Regions from separate parts of the Mus musculus genome. Here region 2 is linked to region 1. The links are chromatin loops, found by intact Hi-C in ENCODE. Cell type or tissue: left cerebral cortex. All regions are shown on one strand. Links, peaks and the distances in the headings refer to the core of each region. The heading gives the core; the rest is flanking DNA.

The links. A loop is a pair of places that touch in the nucleus more often than their neighbours do. Peaks named below come from ENCODE experiments on the same cell type or tissue, not always from the same donor. Only the 100,000 strongest peaks of a DNase experiment are listed, where the experiment ranks them.
Region 2: it touches region 1 in a loop (2.3-fold over the local background); 3 of 42 quality-filtered maps call a loop at or near these places.

What each region holds. Positions count from the first base shown.
Region 1 is chr4:136,834,382-136,840,881 of GRCm38, forward strand. It overlaps Ephb2 (Eph receptor B2), which reads right to left and starts at 1,631. Exons shown (of 16, transcript NM_010142.4): 1 at 1,389-1,631. The coding sequence starts at 1,449. Gm31536 (a long non-coding RNA gene) reads left to right here and starts at 1,554. Exons shown (of 5, transcript XR_881502.3): 1 at 1,554-3,505; 2 at 5,249-5,407; 3 at 5,566-5,675. In left cerebral cortex, for the core only: no CTCF peak of the experiment used is centred there; DNase peaks (open chromatin) are centred at 1,011, 1,681, 1,843 and 2,460; H3K4me3 peaks cover 2,500 bases; H3K27ac peaks cover 1,318 bases.
Region 2 is chr4:136,785,915-136,788,414 of GRCm38, forward strand. The region is part of intron 1 of Ephb2 (Eph receptor B2); the gene reads right to left. Among named protein-coding and RNA genes, the nearest start is that of Gm52708, 12 kb to the right of the region's middle. In left cerebral cortex, for the core only: no CTCF peak of the experiment used is centred there; a DNase peak (open chromatin) is centred at 1,203.

The DNA of each region.
Region 1 (6,500 bases), core at 1-2,500:
TGCCTGGAGTGGCTGTGCCTGGAGCCCTCAAGGCTTCTTCACACCTCACCCCAAAGTGACCCAAGAATAGGGCACTCTGTGTCTCACCCCTCAAGCCCTCGGTGGCACACTCCTAGAACGGGTCACCTTCTTTAGGGGTAAGAAAACCCAGCCAGTTGTTTGAAAGACCTCAGACTCAGGGCCTATTTTTATCACCCAATGGCTAGGGCTGAGACAGGATTTTTCTGAACCCGCGGTTTCCCTATTTGCTAAAAACCAGTAAAAATTCGACCCATCTGGCTTCCCGGAAGACTTCTGAAGGATTCAACACAGATTGTCGGCCGGCAAGCACTTTGCAAAGAAGGCTTCAAGTACCTTGTCAACCGTGCAGCACGCTGTAAACCACGGAGAGCAAAGTACTTCATAAACTGAAGCGACTGGCAAACTGTAGAGCACAGTACACGTGAGAACCATTATTAGGATTCACGCCTGGTCCTTCCAGCCCGGCCATTCCTGGTGGACACACCCAGACCCCCACTAACAACTTTTCCTCCAAAGCCAGCGAGCTGCGACCACCTGGCAGCCACTCCCGCCCCCGGGGGGTCGGGTGGTACCACAGCGCGAGGCCTCGGGGAGAGGCCCAGAGACCCAGGCCAAGGCCAACAACACATGGCAAAGCATCTGGTCCGGTCTCTGACGGCAGCTGGAGAGTTCTCGGGGCTCCAGACTCCACGCTGAGCTCTGTCGCCCACGGGGCGGTGGCCCGCGGAGGTACCCGGAGAACCCGGCGCGCAAGAGTGATGCCCATCGCCCCATCCCCCGCTCAGTCCTGCTGGGGAGGGGACCCCATTGTACGCCGCGAGCGACCGGGCGGGCACGGACGCGAGGGTGGGGGACACGCGCGCTTCGCTCCACTCCACGGGTGCCCCTGCTCTTCGGGTGGCCCAGGCTGCATCCAAGGGGGCGCGGCCAGGGATCCCCAATCCTTGGCGCGGCCGCGGTGCCTCCCTCGGAACGCTCCCTGCCAAACTTTGCAGCACCCACTGCGCGCCGGGCCCGCGCCCCTGAGCTCGGTGCCGAGGCATTGCCGGGCTCTGCGGGGATGCGGGGACCTCGGTGGCGGGCGCGCAGTGGTAAGACCCCCCAGCCCTGGGCGGCGCTCACCCGGCTGGCTACAAAGCCTCGGCAAGATGGTCCCTTCGCCTCCTCCTGGCACAGTCAATCAGCGCCCGCCGCTCGCCCGGGCGCCCGCGGGGCCCCGCGTCTTTCCCAGCGGTGGCCGCCGGCCACACCTCCCCGCGGCCACCTGCGCCCGGCACCGGCCCCCGGGCAAACTTTGCGACCGCGGGGCCGAGTGAGGGGGCGACCCGGGGCCGAGGCGGCCGCTCCCCGCCCCCATCCCCGCTCACCTTCCACGGCGGCTAGCAGCGGCAGCAGCAGCAGCGCGGCCCCCAGCCTGCGCACGGCCATTGCTGCGCTGCCCGGAGCCTCCGGCCGCGGCGCCGCGGGGACCCCCGGGCTGGAGCGCGCGCCCCGGGCTCGGGGGGCCGGCGGGGAGCGGCGGGGCGCGGCGCACACACACACGAGCCGCCGCCGCCGCGCAGCCAGCAGAATGAGCCATCCAGCCCGGGCAGAACGGGGACCCGGGCTCCGCCAGCGCTGGGCACGGCCCACCTGAGCCGCGGGCGTGGGGGGAGCCGGGGTTGGACTGCCAATCCTGTGCCTCTGCCCGGTGCACCCACGGGTTGCACCACGCCCGAGTCATGATCTTCTAAATCTTTTGAGTCCCTTCGGATGGGGCAGCAACCGTGTTGGAGCATCGTGACCCCACTCACCCGGGTGTCCGGGACCCCGGAATCCCCCCCGCGCAGCAGTGGTCTCTCCCGGCGCTGTGGCTCCTCCAGATAAAGCAGCGATTTCAGCCCAAATGTTTCTCAATTTTTATTGAATGCTGCAAAGCCGAGATCGTCTGGCGCGGCTGACAGGAGCAGAGAGAGGGGACCCGGGGCGGGGGGGCGGAGAACGAGGAAGGGGCTGCCCAAAGCCGGGGGACTGGCCCTACCTGTCAGGACTGGGAGTGCCACCCCCTTGCCTGAGCCCTGCCACCCGCGTCCCTGCGGCTTCGAAAGGGACTGAACTGCAATGAATGAGGGGGGGAAAGAGGGGGGAGCTGGGAACAAAACAGGCGGCTTTCCCAGGCTCTAGGGTTGGGCTGGGGCCTCTGCCTGGGAGAGTGGGCCTTGGCGCTCGCCCGCGGGCCCGGGGTTCTCTCTGGCAGGAGTGGCGGGCCCTGGCAGGCAGACCCCGGGCCTTCCCTCCTTGCCTTGTTGTCTTGCGCGAGCCCACCGGCCCCTCCCCGCGGACCTTCCCAGCCGCACATTGTATTTCTCCTCTGTTGATCTGGTTCCCGGTGCAGTTTGCGAGCAGGGGTGTGGAGGAGGCCCGGGGGTGGGGGGTGCCTAGCGACAGCCCCTACTCCACCCCTCGGTGGAATGGACCTGTCTGGGCTGCTCGGTTTTGTGCATAGCTGTCCCTTCGGGGAGGACACAACCCCTTGTTCCATTTCTGCGGGCCCAGCCTGCTCTGACAGCCTTCATCACCATCATCATTAGCGGGCTTGCTGAGACCGGTGGTGGGAGGACTGGAGGGATCCTGCGGGAACCACCCAGGCAGGGCCCCTAGCCTTTGGGACCCGCGCTCCTGAAAACACACTTAGCCAACAGCACTGGCCATGATCATTGCAGTGGGTGGAAGAATGCTTTAGAGAGACAAGCTGTTAAAAGTCCAGTGCAGACCTCTCCAGTCCCTTTGTCCCACAAACTAACAAAACGTCCCAGAGATGTCTTCCCTTCAAGGCCCATCAGACAGACTGTCCTGAGACACCAACTGAGGTTTGGAAATTTGGGGCACCCTTTGAAGCATTGAGAGTCCATCAGAAATGAACCTCAGCCTGGGAGGCCACCTGGAAATGGTGGGCCTCGAAGGTTGCAAAGGAGGCAGAACAGAAGTGAGCCGGGGAGAATAGAAGACAACAGGGAAGATCACCCTCTCTGCCAACACCTTCCACTCCGTGTTGCCTGCAGACTCCTGCCTGGGGTAGAAGTTAATTGGGTGCCCTGGCTTTTTTTTTTTTTTCTCTGTTTCTCCTCATCAGACAAACCAAGGGGCTTAGGATTTGGTGGACTCTGAGCCTTTTCTCCTCCATCCCTGGTGTATACAGGTGGCCCCTCCCCATTTCCAGAAACATTTATGGGCCATCTATTACATCCTGGGTGGATTCAGCTCTGCTTTCTTTCTATCCCCTGGGGACCCTTGTCACCATCCACCCACCCCTAGCAATTGCTTCCTTCTTGATTTAAAATCCTTTTTGATTCAAAATACAAATACTAGATTTTAGCATCCTTTGAGAACCCGGGTACCAGGGATGAGGCTCGGGGCTGTTCACGTTTCCAGATTTTCCTCTCCTCCATTGTCACAACTCTGGTGGCAGGTGCAGGCCATCTCAGGTGATGAGACTGAGGACCAGGTAAGTCATCTGCTCAAGGCCAAATAGCGCATCGGAGCTAGGATTCAAGCAGTGTCTGACACCCACACTCATCCCTTGGGCCTTGCATAGGTCCATAGAACACGTTTATTCAGTTAGCCAACTTCCCACAGTCACTGAAAACCTTATCATTAATTGATAGCAGTCTGGACTTTTACCTGGCCAAACGCAAAAAAAAAAAAAAAAAAAAATCACTGTAGCAATAAACAAAGCCCCGTATCTTCCCCATCCCGTTCTCCCTCCGTGTTGTATGATTCCCCATTTGAGATCCTATAGAAAGGCTGAGTCTTGTCAGCCATCCAAGGCCTTCCTCTCTGCTCTCTTGGCAACTGCCTTCGACTCCGCCTTTGTCCCAGCCAAACCCTATCCAGCTTTCTCTGCTCTGTGACCAGGATTCCACCTCATCAACCCCTTACTAAGTGCCTTCACTAACTTTGGCCTCTTCGGGACTGACACCCATTTGCTTAGGATTTTCCGGAAAGATGATCACGGGTTCCCTTGCTGGGGCCTGGGGATAGTTTGATTATCTTCAGTTTGCATATTGCCTCTCAAACCCCCAGCATATTAGATGTTTCCTAATGGGGAACCTGCCCCTCCAGGTGTAGCAGAGGCTGGAGAGTGAGCTTTGGATCCAGACCCGGTCCCTCACTGCACAGGAAGAGACGGCTGGAAGCTTCATTTGTCTAATGACAACAGCTCCCCGCATTTGCAATCACGCTTTAACAGTTTACAAAGCAGTGTTCACACCCATCCAGTCGGCTCATGATAATTCAACGAGCGGAGCCTCCCACCCCCAGCACCAGCCTCTAGAAGGGGAAAGCGGGATCCAGAGAGGGAAAGGTACTTGCCCAAGTACTCACAGCACTGTTAGCTGTGCATCGCTGCAGTCATAGAGAGAAATCTGATGACCTCACTTGTCTGTGTCTCTTTCTGTCTCACTTGATTGACAAACATGAGTTGGGCATTGCCTACGTGCCAGGCACTGGGGAGGCAGGAATGCAGCTGAGGACCTGTTAGACAAGACCCCGCAGGAGTCCCAAAGGGGGACAAAATAATCAACAATGATCCAGGCCAGGAAGACAATAAAGCTGGGTGACAGAGCGCTGAGTGACCCTGGGGGTGGGGAGGGTGGGGTCAGAGAAGCCTGTCTGAGGAGGGAGTATGACAGCTGAAAGCCAGGCCAAACAAATGTGGGGACGGGACCTGCTGGGTGTTTCCTACTTGTCGATACCTTGTCTCCCACTGTCTTACCTGCCCAGTCACTGGACTGATGGGAGCCCTTGGTCACGTGTGGATCAGAGCACACCTCCAACCACTGCCGAGCTGGAGGATCTGAGCAGATACTTGGCTATACCTCTGTCCCTGCCCTCTCTTCGCTGGGTGACCTCAGGAAAGACCTTCAGTTCTCTGAACCTAAGCAGGAGTGTTTCTAATTCTACCCATACAGAGCTCATAGGTCAGCACTGCCCAAAAGAAATCTAATACCGGCTCATATGTAATTTTAAAACTCTAGTAGCCATATTAAAAAAAAAATCAAATGAAGGACTAGGGGACCTGTAGCTTAGAGGTACACCTTGCTTACTCAGCATGCATGTGGTCTTGAATTCTTCTTCTTCTTCTTTTTTTAAATAAGGAGTTCCTAGGTTTTTGGTTTTAAATTTAATTTAATTTATTTAATGTGCATTTGTGTTTTTGCCTTTGTGTGTGTCTATGTGAGGATGTCAGAATCCCTGAAATTGGGGTTACAGACAGGTATGAGCTGCCATATCCGGTGTTGGGAATTGAACCTTCCTCTGGAAGAGCAGCCAATGCTCTTAACTGCTGAGCCATCTCTCCAGCTGCAGCCCTGGGCTCTAATACCACCTCCAAGAAAAATACAAGGAGGTAGGAAGAGCTAACTTTAATTATTTAGGCCAACAAGTAAAAAAAAAAATTACTGTGTCAATGTGTAATTAACAAACCATTTCACATTTATTTTTTTTTCTTACCTTGTTACGATTTGAGACAGTGCTTTGTATAACCCAGTGCTTTGTATCACCCAGGCTTTGAATAACCCGGTTCTCCTGCCCCAGCTTCCCCAATACTGAGATTACAAGAGGGAGGACGACACCAGCTACAATCTGAGAGGGAGGACCACACAGGCTGCAATCTGGTATCTCGCTTTTTAGCACGTCTCTGTTTACATCTGCCCTACGTTGAATGCTGGATAGCCCCATGTGACAAGGAGCACAAAGGTAGATCTGGGAGCTGTGATGCATCTCAGTTGCTAGAGTGCTTGCCTAGCATGCGCAAAGTGCCAGGTTCCGCTCCCAGAGTCTCAAAAAACTGGAAAAGGTGGTGCACACCTTTAATTCCAGCACTCAGGAGCCGGAGGCAGGAGAATCAAAAAGTCAGAGGCATCCTCAGCTACGCAGTGTGAGGCTAGCTGATGCCACGCTAAACACTAACAGCGTTCCCTGTCCTGCAGGGTGAAAAAGTGAAAATAGACATTTGTCCAAACTCTCCCAGGGCAGAGGAGGGATTCGCAGCCTTTCCCCTGGAGAAAGGAGGAGGCTTCCCAGAGGAGGAGCTGGGAAAGCTCATCTTGACAGCCAGTATCTGACCCATCCCCCTCTTTATTTCTATCTGAGACGAGGTCTCCACAATGCAGCCATGGCTGGCCTGGAACTCGTTAGGTAGACCAGGCTGACCTCAAACTTATACTGCTTTTTGTTTCAAACTGCAGAGTGTGCCCACATGGATGGCTGCCCTCCCTATTTTGAGAAAACTTTTTTTTAACCTTCTGATAAAATCATGTGCTCTTATTGTGAAAAATAAAGATGACAATGAACACTTCATATATATATATATATATGTGTGTGTGTGTGTGTGTGTGTGTGTGTATATATATATATGTATATATATGTATGTATATGTGTGTGTGTGTGTGTGCGTGCAAGATTTACCCAATGTCCCCTACCCTGAGAAGTACTGCTTA
Region 2 (2,500 bases), core at 1-2,500, 48 kb before region 1:
GTCTGATCCTCTTACCTTTACCTCCCAAGTGCAAGGATTACAGGCATTCACCACCCCACAGGACTTCCTGAAGTGCTGGGGATGGAATTCAGGGATTTGTGTCTACTAGGCAAACGCTCTACCGACCGAGCTGCATCCCTGAGCTGCATCCCTAGTAACCAGATACAAAGGTCTTTTTTAGGATGTTTTTGACGCACAGTTGGTTGGATTCACAGATGTAGAGTTGATAGATAACGGGAAGTTGACTATGTAATTCAAAGACCTTACTTTGTGCCAACCACTGAGCTGAACTGTCACTGGCGCTCAAAAAACGTCCTGAGATGGTATCCTGTGCCTGCCCACCCAGCAACACCCACCTGTCTATCATTCTGTTCATCCAGTAACCTACTACCCATTTGCCTGCCCACCCGCTTTGCCCGCCCACCCGCTCCTGTAGCCTTATCCATGGGGGGCATCCACTCCCACAGCCCCAGCCTCCTTGCCTCCTACAAAACAAAGCTTCAGAGAGGTTATGAAACTCACCTAACATCACACAGCTAGAAAGCCACAGAGCCCGGAGGCGTACCAATAACTTTCCCCTCCCTGCTCGTTGATCCCCTCCCCGATTCACATCATATCTAACTGTCCTGCCCCACGCAGGCTTAATCGCGTAAGTCGCCTCAAATCCTCTGGATGCGAGGGGAGTGTAAATTAAAGATCAATATGACACAGACCACTGCGAAGCCCAGCCAGGCCTGTGAGGCTGAAGTCAATTAGCCAGCCTGCTGCAGGGCCTGCCGGGGCTGCGTCTATTTGCCTAATTGGCCCTGTTCCCCCCCCCCCCCCAGTGAAGGGCAATTAACTCAAACTTCAGAACCCGGAGCACCCCTTGGCTTCTGGGCAAGGTGTCGGGCATTTAGCCACGCCGGGATTTGCTATTCATCCATTCACCAGTGACCCCCACACACGGATCCATCTGTCTCTCCGACCATCTGATCCTTGCAGTCAACAAAGTACCCAAACTTCCACCCACCACCCGCACACACACATCCATTTGCATGCCTGCCCACCCACCCACCCATTCACTCATCCAGCAAAGCTCCCACCCATTCCCACACTCACTCATTGAACCACCCAATCCAGGCAGCCGTTTATGGACACATTCTGCTATCCTGACGTTCAACGCCCCGCCCCAACCCTCTCACTCCATTCACACCTCCCCACACACTCCGCCTCTCACTTAGATGTCCCTCTGTATCTCTCTCCCTCCCTCTCTCTCCTTCTCCTTCCCTTTCTCTCCCCATTCATCTCTCCATTGACCCATCCTTCCATTCCCGTCATTCATTCGCACACCCACACAGCTGGTTTCCACACCTTTTTATCCAGCCAGCCTGCATTCGTTAAACACCCACAAAGTGCCAAGCCTGAATGAGCTAAGCACTGGAAAACAACAACCACAACTACAACCACAACCACCACCACCACAACAACAACACAATAAAATGGGTACCATCCTTGGAGAAACCAGCTGATCTGGAGCAAACTCTAGACTTGCAGGTCTCACCCTCAGTTTCTAAAGGGCTTCCCACGCTCCACACAGCCTGTTCTCAGCCCCTGCCCCATGCTTGGACTGTCATCCAGTTCTGCCCTGCTGCCTTTGGGTCTGGCCTCCATCTGCCTCCAGACAGCCCAGATCGTGTAAGAACAGGACATGCCTGAGGCCTGCTGTACCTCACAAAAGGCCTCCCGTCCTAGCATGGCTCCTGCTGCAGGGAGGACCCCAGGCACAAAATGACAGGGTTTCAGATCCCAGGCCTAGATAGATGGGTCCCCAACCCTGATCAGGGGCTGGAGGAGTCTGCGCTTGAGTGACACTTGACTTAAACCCCACATATAGAATAGACAGCCAAAAGGAGGGACAACCAAACTGGACATGGGGTGCTCCAGGAGGCTGGGACTCCACACCCCACAATCCTCAATGGCTTGAAGGGGCTCAGCTTCACTTCTTGGAGGAAAGTGGCTTGACCTGGTTCTCCCTTTCCAAATTGTAGTGCAAGGCCAGAGAGGTACAGCGAGCCTCTCAGGCCACACAGCAGGCCCAAACAAAACTGATTCCACCTTAAGTCCGATGGCTTCTAATCTCTCCATTTCCTTAAGGTGTCTGCTGTCTCAGAAGAGCCATAGAGCCATTTGTAACACAGGTACATTATTAAGATACCCCGAGGCAATTCCAGCACTCAGGAAGCAGAGAGAGGAGGGATCCCTGAGTTCAAGGACAGCCTGGTCTACAGAGTTCCAGGATGGCCAGGGACATGAAAGAAACCTCTGAGATAAACAAACAAAATCACCACCATCACCACCATCACCACCACCACCACCAACAACAACAGCAGCAGCAGCAGCAACAACAACAACAACCCTATCAAATCAAAAGATGCTCCAAGGCACCATGTCTGCTCATGTGACCTCCACCCCAGACACCCCAGAGTTCTTGGCAGTTGCTGCAGCATGTCGGGAGGTG